2 separate regions of the Homo sapiens genome follow, and region 1 is linked to region 2. The links are chromatin contacts, found by Hi-C in ENCODE. All regions are on one chromosome and are shown on one strand. Each heading gives the region's core, a stretch centred on a gene start or an enhancer-like site at or near the end of the contact. The rest is flanking DNA. Distances are from core to core; before and after follow the strand shown.

Region 1 (4,992 bases), core at 1,422-3,921, 620 kb before region 2:
GGAGGGCTTGTGCCTGAGGCAGGAGGAAAGACCTACTTCTCTTTCAGAAGATACACGGGGTGAGGTGGTGGTGGTAGCGGTGGTGGCAAGGAATCCCCAAGGGCGAAGAGCCACAGGGGTGGGAGAGAGCATAGAGAAATCGAAGGGCAGCAACTTCCAGCCCTTCAGACCCCACTTCCTGCCCCTCTCTGAGGCCACGATGCCCCACTATCCCTTTCACACACCCAAGACTCTCTCCTTCCCTACAAGGATCTGCCAGTATGCACTAGGGGTGCATGGCACCTGCACCTATCCGGCAGGACTGAAGAGCTCGTCCTGGGACGAAAAGGGGATGAGGACATCCCAGGGACGGATTCCTCACTGGACCTTGACTAGTGAATGGCAGGGGTGGGTGCTGAGTGCCAGCATTGGGTATGGGGGGGGGGTCAAGAGCCAAAGGCTTGGGCAGGAGGACGAAAGTCAGATCGGGGTGAAGAGCTGAGAGTCTGAGACTGGGGACCAGCACTGAGTATCGGGAGGTCAGCGCCCTGGTGGGAAAGGCTGAGAGTTGGCTCCACACTAAGGCTAGATGGGCTGTGCTTGTCCCTGGGATGGGAGGGACAGACTAGGAGCTGAGCCCCATGCCTGAGCCGAGGAAGGGAAGGGCCTGAGCCAGAGGCGGGGGTGGGTGAAGGGGGGGCAGGGGTATGAAATATATTCTTAGATGAGGGGAGGGTGCCCAATCCTCAGAGCCCCAGGGTTGGGCCTCCATGCAGGATGGAGGGCTCTGAGCTCTGGGATGGGACAAAGGGCTCAAAATCCACAAAACCATTCTGATGGGGGTGCTGTGCTTCGAGTCCAGAATGGGATGGAAGGGCCCTCAAGCCCCGGAGGGGACTGAGGGCTCCGAGCTGGCGAGGGAGGTCAGTGCAGTCTCGGGTGTCGGAGCTCCAAGCACAGGGTGCTGGGGGCAAGTCTCAGAGCTTTGGCCTTGAAGGACAGATTCTCTGTGTGAGCTCCGAGACGGGGAACGGACTTTCAGTGGTTCAGGAGGGAGGTTTCGGAAACTAGGGTGGGCAGGCGGGGTTTCTGGATTCGGACCGGCTATCTCTGGGTCTTTGACGGTGGGAGCTCTCGGAGGCGGGAACGAGAGGGTACGGCTTAGCGCCTCCGAGTCAGGGGAAGGTCTCAGAGCTCGGGGCTCGCGGGTGTCTCATCTCCACGGCTTCGGGCCAGGCAAGGGAAGCCCCGAGCCCGGGGGCGCCGCTCAGAGCCCCGAGCCCGGGGAGGTGGCGCGGGAGCCCGCGGGCGCGGCGGGCGCGGGCGCGCGGCGCGGGTCGGCGTCCTGCTCGTAGCGGTAGTGGTAGCCCTCCATCTGGTCCCGGCACGCCTCGCGCAGGTTGCGCATCCAGCGCTGGATGCCGCGGCGGTTTAGGTAGAGCACCATGAGGAAGATGAGGCCGATGAGTGCCAGCACCAGCCCGAAGAACACGTAGGAGGCTTCCAGCTCCGGGCCGGCGGCCTCCGCCTCCTCTCCGCGAGCGTCGGCGCCGCTGTCCGCGCAGCGAAGCCGCGCCCCGTCCAGGTCCAGTAGCGGCCGGTCTAGCAGCGCCCGCGGGGCGGCGCAGCGCAGGCGCCGCGAGTCGGGCACGCGCTCCGTGGCGTTGCGCAGCCAGGCCAGCAGGGGGCGTGCGGCACAGCCGCAGCGCAGGGGGTTGTCGGCGAGCAGCAGGCGCGGCCCGGGGAGGCCGCCATCGCGCTCCAGCGCGCGCAGCTCGTCGGGGTCCAGGCCGGCCAGCGCGTTGAGGCGCACGTCCAGCTGCTCCAGGCGCGCCAGGCGCAGGGCGGCTGGCGGCAGACGGCTCAGCGCGTTGCCCGCTAGGCCCAGCAGGCGAAGCTCGGCCAGCGGTGCCAGCGCAGCGTCCAGCGCGGCCAGCAGCGCGGGGCCGCCGCGCACCAGCGCGTGGTTGAGCTGCAGCGAGCGCAGCGCGGGCAGCCCGCGGAAGGCGCCGCCGCCCAGGGCGCGCAGCGGGTTGTGGCTGAGGTCGAGCGCCGCCAGGCTGGGCAGCCCGTCGAAGGCGCCGTCCTCCACCACCTCGATGTGGTTGTGCGTGAGGCGCAGCGCGCTCAGGAGCGGCAGGCGCACGCCCGCCGCCTGGTCGCCGTCCCCGTCCCCGCCGGCGAAGGCGGCCGCGCGCAGCACCGTCAGGTTGGCGCCTACGATGGTGAGGTTGCGCGCGTCGGGCGGCACGTCCCGCGGAGGCTGGCGGAGCTCGGCTCCCGACGCGCAGCGCAGCAGCAGCTTGGGGCCGCCGAAGCAGTAGCACTGGAAGGGGCAGGGTGCCGCGGGCTGGCTCAGCGCCGCCGCCACGAGCAGCAGCCCCTGGAGCCCCGGCTGTCCCGCGCGCGGGGCCATCGCGGCCGCCCCCGCATCCAGCGCCCGGGCCGCCGCGCTCACCAGTGAGTTGGGAGCGCCTGGTGGGGGGCACGGGTGGGGCGAGTCCTTGACCCGGAGCGGCTGGCAGTCCCGGTCGGTCCGTTCGCTGTCTCGAAAGTCTGAGGAGCCGCACTTACTGGCTGACTGGCCGGGGGCAAGAGGGGTCAGACGGGGAGCGGAGCCCCCCGCCCCCGGTGCCCTCGCCCTGCGCGCCGGCCTCCGGCTTCCGCGGCCGCTCCGGGCTCCGAGCCGAGTGGGCAGGGTTTGCCTCCCCCCTCCCCGCCTCCCGGTCTCGTCCTCCGCCCCCAGCGGAGTCTCCGCGCCCTCCTCGCCGTGGGAGGCGGGGTGGGAGGCTCCCGAGAATCAGGGCTGTCGGCTGCTGCGCTTTCTCTTCATCCTCTCCGCCCCCGCCCCTCCGGGCTGCCGAGAAGTTTGGCTCCTGGAGGCTCCGACTTGGTTTTCCTCCTCCTCCACCCCCAACATTTAAGCTGGGTCCTTCCTCCTCCTTCTCCAGCACGTGTGGGGCGGGGCCCGACTGCGGAGAGCAGGCAGGTGGGTCACCACCAGGGAGAATTCGGGGGTTGGGGAGGACTTTAGAGCTGCTCCTACTACCGGAGGAAGGGATGAGGGGTGGGCTGAGAAAGTTACTCATTTTCCGGCCTCTTCCTAAGGCAGAGAGACTGGAAAATCCCCAGTCTCTGCTTCCTCCTCTGCGACCCTAGTTCCATTAGACCTGGCTGTGTCACCACCCCTGCAGGTCCTATGGGACCAGCTTTTTCTCCATCCCATCCCATCCCATTCTCAGGAGAAGTCTGTGGCACCCGCTCCCCTCCCACCCACCAACTCTGGCTGCTCTGCCTCTGCCAGGAGTTCCCCCGTGTGGTTTCCTCCACCGGGCTGGGCTTCTCTGCCAAGCACTGTCCTAGGCACAGAGACCCGGGGGTGTAGTGATTCTGCTCTTTGCTTTCACTCCCTGCCCCCAAACCTCTTAAGACTCCTGGGGTTCCGTTGGACACTGTCAACTAGTCCCTCCAGGCTTCTCCGCCTGTGAGTGGGGTTTGGGGCACCAGAGGTTGGGAGAGCAGGAGCAGATTTTGCAGCATGGAGTTGGGGGTCTCAGAAGGGGCCAGGGCTGAGGGTGGGGGGGCTGAGCTGTTTACAGATTTGTTTTGTTCTGGATTTTTTTTCCCCCAGAACTGGGAAGCTCTAAACCTGATTTAAAGAGACAGGCTCCTGAGAAGGGAGGATTCCTGGCCTTAGCATGAATTATTCAGGCTGGAGAGGCTGACACTTGATCCGCAGGCCATTCGGGTATCAGCAGAGCTGGTTGGAATAGAGGCTCCCCACCTCCTCCCAAGAATCAGTCTCTTTCTCCTGAATTGGGTACGGTTGTTATGTTGACTCCTTCCCTGAGGTTATATTTAACAGATCGACCAAAGGATCAATACCACTTAAGGAGAAGAGGCAGACCCTGCAGTGGCCTGGGTCTTGGGCAAGGACCAACATTAAGGAACAGAGCTGGTGATGATGGGGGTCTCCCAGCTCTCCCCTCCTCCAAGCCCCTCTCTCTTCCCTACCCCCTGTCTTAACTCTCCCAGGTATGAGAGCTCAGATGTGTCTCATGCAAGTCCATGCAGACTCATTCATATGTGGACATAGGATCGTAGGTTTGAGTGCGTCCTGGCATGTGTCCATAAATTCATAAAGACATACATATTTGAATATGCACACTTCTGAGCCCATGCAGGTTCGTGGATACATTCTCAGAGGGCAAGCTTACAGGCCCATGCTTAAGCCATGCCAAGCATAGGGACCCAGCGATTGGCTAGCACAGTCAGACCCTACTCCTCCTGCCCTGCACCATGCCCTTGGTCTGTGGAGGTAACAGGCTGGTGATGTCTTTTCTCACATGGGCACACGTGCTCAAGTAGATGCCACTGGGGCTGGGCCCCCAGCTATAGCCCTCCCCTAAACCCCGGCCCACACAGCAACATGCCCCAGCTCTGACATCTCCCCTGGTAGGAGGCACTAGGTCGTTTTCACTTTTCTGTTTCCAGTATAGAGACTATCTCAGGAGAGTGTGTGGTGCAAATGACAGACTGAATGAACAGAAGTCTCTGTTTCCTTGTCTGCTTCCAGGCCCTGAGGAATCAGACCACTACCAAGGCTGGAACTCCTTCCCCAGGCCCCGGTGGTGGCTGGCCTCAGATTGGCTGATGCCCCCCTCCCCTGCTGCCCCCCAGGAAAGGAGCTGCAGGACCACAGGCAGCCTTGATTGGGGGGGTGCTCAACACCTCATTTGGGGAAATGAGGCCTGGAGAGAATTTAGAATCATCAGGTGCCAGAGAATAAGGCAAATGTCGTCTGTTTTGCACAAATGGGGAAATAGGCCAGAGGGGCCCCAAGGCCCCTGTCAAGTTTTCAGAGTTTAGCCTAGAAACCTGACCCCAGGGTCCTTGCCCAGGACTCTGTCCAAGATGGTGGGCTGCATCTGAGAGGGTCCTGCACCACAAGGAATGCTTATCCTGACCCCAAGAAGCTGAGGCTGGGAATGGATGCCATGGTTGATCTGGTGT
Region 2 (5,324 bases), core at 206-2,705:
GAAAATGACAGTGATCTGAATTAAATACACTTGACACTGGAAAATGACAGTGATAATAATAATAGTAACAACAATAATTATGCTTTTCTGGATTTTTAAAATAGTATCTTAATGATACTTTTCTTAAGTCAATGCCCTTGAGTTAGTTCAGATGACTGAACAATAAAAATCTAAGAGAAGCAAATAAGGCAAAAACAAAACAAAAAAACCTGCATAAAGTATAAGAATGGGAAATACACTAGGAAGGAAGGTATATGTTGCAAAGCCCAGAATATAAGATGTTCCTCAGAAAGACATATTGCAAATAAACATTTTTTTGAATGTCAACAATTCTCGAGGTGTTTTCACATGTTTTCATCTGGGTTTCACAACAATCTTGTAATGTGCACAAGGTAGGCATTACCATTTTGCAAAGGAAATCCAAGGTTTGGTGAGAATCATTATCAAAAGCAAAAGAACTCTTTCAGATAACAATATCAAGTATTAAAGGGTTCAAACTAAAGTAGAAAAATCAGAACTGAATATCAGAATCTTATATAAATAAACTACTACCACTGCAACCATTAATGCTTTTCTAGTTACCCACTCTGAGCTGCAATGAAGGGGTATCTTCAAAGAAGACTTACATTTGTTACTTCTTTAGCCTCTGTTTTCGTTTCCTTGTTGGTTTCTTGGGTTTTAGCAGCAGCTTTGGAGGCAAACATTCCCATAATTCCTTTGGGCTGCTGGGAAACCTGCTTGGATGCAGGTGGGCCATGACCATTGGTGGTCAGCTCATTGTTGGCTTGTGTCTCACTTGACATGTGAAGATGTGACTGCTCAAACTTTTTGGAAGACGAAGAGGATTCAGCAGGAGCTCTAGGGACGGCAGCTGCACATTGTATAGCACTAAATCTGGGGACAGAAATGTTACATTAAGTTAATGTCAGCATATGCATTCTTGGGTGGTTCAACAAAAAAAGAAAAAAAAAACTAATGTCAGTATAAAACTTTATTTTCAAACTCTTGCTTCTTCCACACAATACTTAACTCTAATATTGTTTAGAATCGACTTTAGAAAAATGTATGAAACTCTCTATTACATAAAGAAACAAATATTAGAGAGAAGTGAGTCACTTTTACTAGGTTATACATCTAGTTAGTAATAGATAGGATTGGAATTAGGTGCCTTCTACCACTAATTGAATATTCTTGTTTTTGATAAAAGTATTCTAATTCAAAAGAGTAGGAATGCAACCAACAATAATAAAAGATGCAGTAATTTCATTATCCTTGGGAAATGAAATAGCCTTTGTTTTTAAAGACCTTCCTCTGATAGGGCTAGATTTGCAATATTGACTGAATCAAAACTAAGCTTTAAATATTAACAAATTTCCTGGCAACTCTCTTGGCCAGAGTAAATCATGCTGTAGGGTTGGGCGCATTGGCTCACGCTTGTAATCCCAGCGGTTTGGGAACCTGAGGCGGGCGGATCGCTTAAGCCTAGGAATTTAAGATGGGCCTGGGCAACATGGTGAAACCTTGTCTCTACAAAAAATACAAAAATTAGTTGGGTGTAGTGGCGCATGCCTATAGCCCTGATTACTCAGGAGGCTGAGGTAGGAGGATCACCTGAATCCAGGAGGTCAAGGCTGCAGTGAGCCATGAGCTCATCACTCAACTCCAGCCTAGGAACAGAGTGAGATGCTGTCTCAAAATAAATAAATAAATCATGCTTTAAAACAAAGAAGAGGCCAGGTGCAGTGGCTCACGCCTGTAATCCCAGCACTTTGGGAGGCCAAGGCAGGTGGATCATGAGGTCAGGAGTTCAAGACCAGCCTGGCCAACATGGTGAAACCCCGTCTCTACTGAAAATACAAAAATTAGCTGGGCGTGGTGGCACGCGCCTGTAGTCCCAGCTACTCAGGAGGCTGAGGCAAGAGAATTGCTTGAACCCAGGAGGCAGAGGTTGCAGTGAGCCAAGATCACACTACTGCGCTCCAGCCTAGGCGACACAGCAATACTCTGTCTCAAAATGAAAAACAAAAAAAAATGGGAGAAGCTGGAAGCAGAGCCACTGGCTCCTATAACCTATAGTCCTTTACAGCCATTTGTTAATAATTTCTAATAATACTAACAGCACCGGACAAGTAAGTATGCCCAAGGCCAAGAGAAGAAAATTGGTGGAACAGCTTGTGTGGCATATTAAAGGGAACATACATCTCTCTCTAATCATTATAGAAGTGCCGTTTCACACAAATCCATAATGTAACATTCCACATTGTGAATGGGTAATTGATTTAGCCTTCTCAAAGGATTGTACTTAAAGCAAAGTTCCCCAGCTTTTTCTAACAAAGAAAAATATTTTATTTTTCCCAGTCTTGCTTATTGAGCATATGTAAGACCTCCTTGAAGTCTTATTTATCTTTTTTATTTCAGGCACCCAGCTCAAGACCTGGCACATAGAAAAGTGCTGGAAACGACATGTTGAAAGAATGACTAAGTGAATGAAAGTGAGGCTTCTGGCTTCTCTCCCTTCTTTAGTGTATCACCTTCAACTTGGGGTGGGAGATTTCTAAACTATGTGGTGATGGCAATTATCTTAAAAGATCAACCAGGCACAACTTCAAGATTAACTGCTAGAATACCTGGCCTAATGAAAAAAAAAAATCCCTGATACATCATTTCATCTCAGAAGTAACTTTAGACTGGGCAGCCCCAAAGCTAGAGTCAAAAGCTCCAAAAATCTTCCACTGATTTATTATGGTCTTCATCAGAAAACTCTGTATTTACACACATCTTTTATGCATCAGAGTTAAGAACAGACGGAAATCATTTGCTTTCACCCACTGCTCTTCCTCTCTGACCTTGCAGTGCTTCCATATACAAGGAAAAGAGTAATGTTTTATTTCACTGTCAACGTCTGAAGTTGGCCTTGAAACAACTCTTTCTCCTCTGGTCTGAATTCTACACCATAGGGTCAGGACCAGGAATTGGCAATGAGGAAGAGACCGAGTTAGGCTAGGAGTATGTCTGATGACAAGAGATCTCTGCTCAATCCTAAAATTTCAACTCTCTTCATGTCACGGCACTTCTTAAAACACACGAAATCATAAGTGAGATCTCAGTTGGCCCATAATTCTCAGGACTAAATACAAACTCATTTGTTGGAGATAAATTCACTTTTCTACTGAGGATACTTTAAGTATTTAGGTAAAGTTTCACTGAAGTGCTTCCTATTACCACATTTCTACTTGCCATGTTTATTTTAGTGGGCCCTGGCAGATTTCATTTTGAACTTTTGCGTCACTTTTATTCTTGTTTGCTTACTTGCTAGATATAACAAGGGAACTGATTTTTAGAGCCTGGAATACCCAACTAGATTTTAAAATTTTTTGAAATCTAGTAATATATTTCAAATAAACTTATCAGGGTGTTAATATTTTCTTGAAATCCTTCCCTAAAAGATAAGAGACTTGTAAATTATTCCTCTTTGGCCATATATTTATTTAATAAATATTTGTATGCTTATTATACTCAAGGTTTTGAGCTAAAGAAAAAAAAAGAACTAATGTCTATCATTAATTCACTCAGTAACTACTTATTAGTGTGCCAGGCACTATTTTGGGTATATAGTTAACAATTTAGACACGATCCCTATTCTCATGGAACTTATAGAAACTATGGCAATTCTATATCTTTCTCTCCTTGAGGACCCATCTTTATCAGTCATACCACCTCCCCAGGATTTTCAACCTTTTCTTCCTACAGCACCTTTCTAACAACCCAAGTTCAAGTCATTCTCAACTTAAGAAATGTATATATCCTTCCCGTCTCAATCCCTCCTTAGCTACCACCCTCTTTTCTGCTTTGCAGTCTAATCTCCTGGAAAGAGCTGTCCATATTTGCTGTCTCACTTCCTCTGTCCCCATTTACTTAGCTCACCAGAATCTGGTCACTCCACTGAAAATGCTCTTACCAAGGCTATCACTAAATGTCATGGACAATTTTCACTTCCTAACTTACTTGGCTTCTCAGCATTGTTTGACATTGTTGACTGGTTCCTCCTACTTGAACCTCTTTCCTTAGGGGCTGAAACCCCATATACTCTTATCTCTGGTGGCTCCCCTTGGGCCCCTCTTTTTCTATTCTTCCCTTGAAAAGCAGCTATCATTAAATAGTGCTTACTATGTGCCAAGTGCTATTCTAAGTGCTTAACATATAATAGTCCATTTAATCCTCTACAACCCTATCTGGCTGGTACTACTGTCAGCTTTACTGACAAGAACAGGGAGGCACTGAGAGGTTAAATAATTTGCCCAAGGTCAGACAACTAGTACTTTGGCCTAGAGTTTTACTTTCTGCCCTTCTTTCATTCTATACATTCTCTCTGATAACTCTATCTACTGCTATGGCCCATTTACTATTCTGATTTCAAAATCTCTATCTTTACCCCAGATTTCTCTCCTTAGCTCTAGATTCACCTATCTTTTGCGATGGACATCCTCACTTGGATTTCTCACAAGCTTCTCAAACTCAACATCTCTAAAACCCAATTTGTCATTTTTCTATCTCTCCTAAAGCCTGCTCCTCCTGTTATATTCCCCTTCTTAGTACCCAGCTGCCCAAGCCAGAAGCATGGGTATCAACCTTTCAATACCAAGAAAGGCTGTCTTCCACCATCCCCTACCCCCACACACCTTGTCCCCAACCACTACCATACATCGAGGTTTTTTTTTTTTGAGCTGGAGTCTTGCTCTGTCGCCCAGGCTGGAGTGCAGTGGAGCGATCTCTGCTCGCTGCAAGCTCTGCCTTCCGTGTTCACGCCATTCTCCTGCTTCAGCCTCCTGAGCAGCTGGGACTATAGGTGCCTGCCACCGTGCCCAGCTAATTTTTTGTATTTTTAGTAGAGACGGGGTTTCACCGTGTTAGCCAGGATGGTCTCAATCTCCTGACCTCGTGATCCACCTGCCTCGGCCTCCCAAAGTGCTGGGATTACAGGCGTGAGCCACTGTGCCCGGCCAAACTGAGGTTTTTTGATGGTCATGACTCATTAACCTTCATACTTCTCCATCCCCAACAGCACAACTTCACATTAGAAAACTGTCATATCCACCTGGATTACTGCCACATTTCTCCTCCCTGATGGCCTTGCCTCCAGATTATTCTCTTCTGATTTATCTTCAATACTGCAACCAGAGCAATCTTTCTAAAATGCAATTTTGATAATTTCACTCCATCTGCTTAAATATTTTCAGTGGCTCCCCAGCGCTCTCAGAATAGAGTCTAAATTTTTATCCTAGTAGTCAAAGCATAATGTAATTCCTGCTTGGCCTCTTTAGTCT

The links. Hi-C counts contacts between places; a loop is a spot of excess contacts on that map. Pooled maps may share reads with other maps.
Region 1: a loop to region 2 is called in a map of chondrocyte, with 2.8 times the contacts of the local background. The contact joins the promoter of TPBGL here to the enhancer-like site in region 2. A Hi-C loop is called at or near these places in 1 of 168 maps with a recorded cell type or tissue (chondrocyte), 1 of 37 single-sample maps with no recorded cell type and 8 of 50 pooled maps.

What each region holds. Positions count from the first base shown.
Region 1 is chr11:75,238,453-75,243,444 of GRCh38, reverse strand. TPBGL (trophoblast glycoprotein like) reads right to left here and starts at 2,671. Exons shown (of 1, transcript NM_001195528.2): 1 at 1-2,671. The coding sequence starts at 2,395. The coding sequence ends at 1,247. It overlaps LOC124902717 (a long non-coding RNA gene), which reads left to right and starts at 3,575. Exons shown (of 2, transcript XR_007062783.1): 1 at 3,575-3,799. RefSeq lists silencers at 1,306-1,385, 1,516-1,765.
Region 2 is chr11:74,614,107-74,619,430 of GRCh38, reverse strand. It overlaps POLD3 (DNA polymerase delta 3, accessory subunit), which reads right to left. Exons shown (of 12, transcript NM_006591.3): 6 at 627-894. Among named protein-coding and RNA genes, the nearest start is that of POLD3, 24 kb to the right of the region's middle. Within about 2 kb of position 1,455, at least 2 of the 41 ENCODE cell types and tissues checked have a DNase peak (open chromatin) inside an H3K27ac peak, as active enhancers do.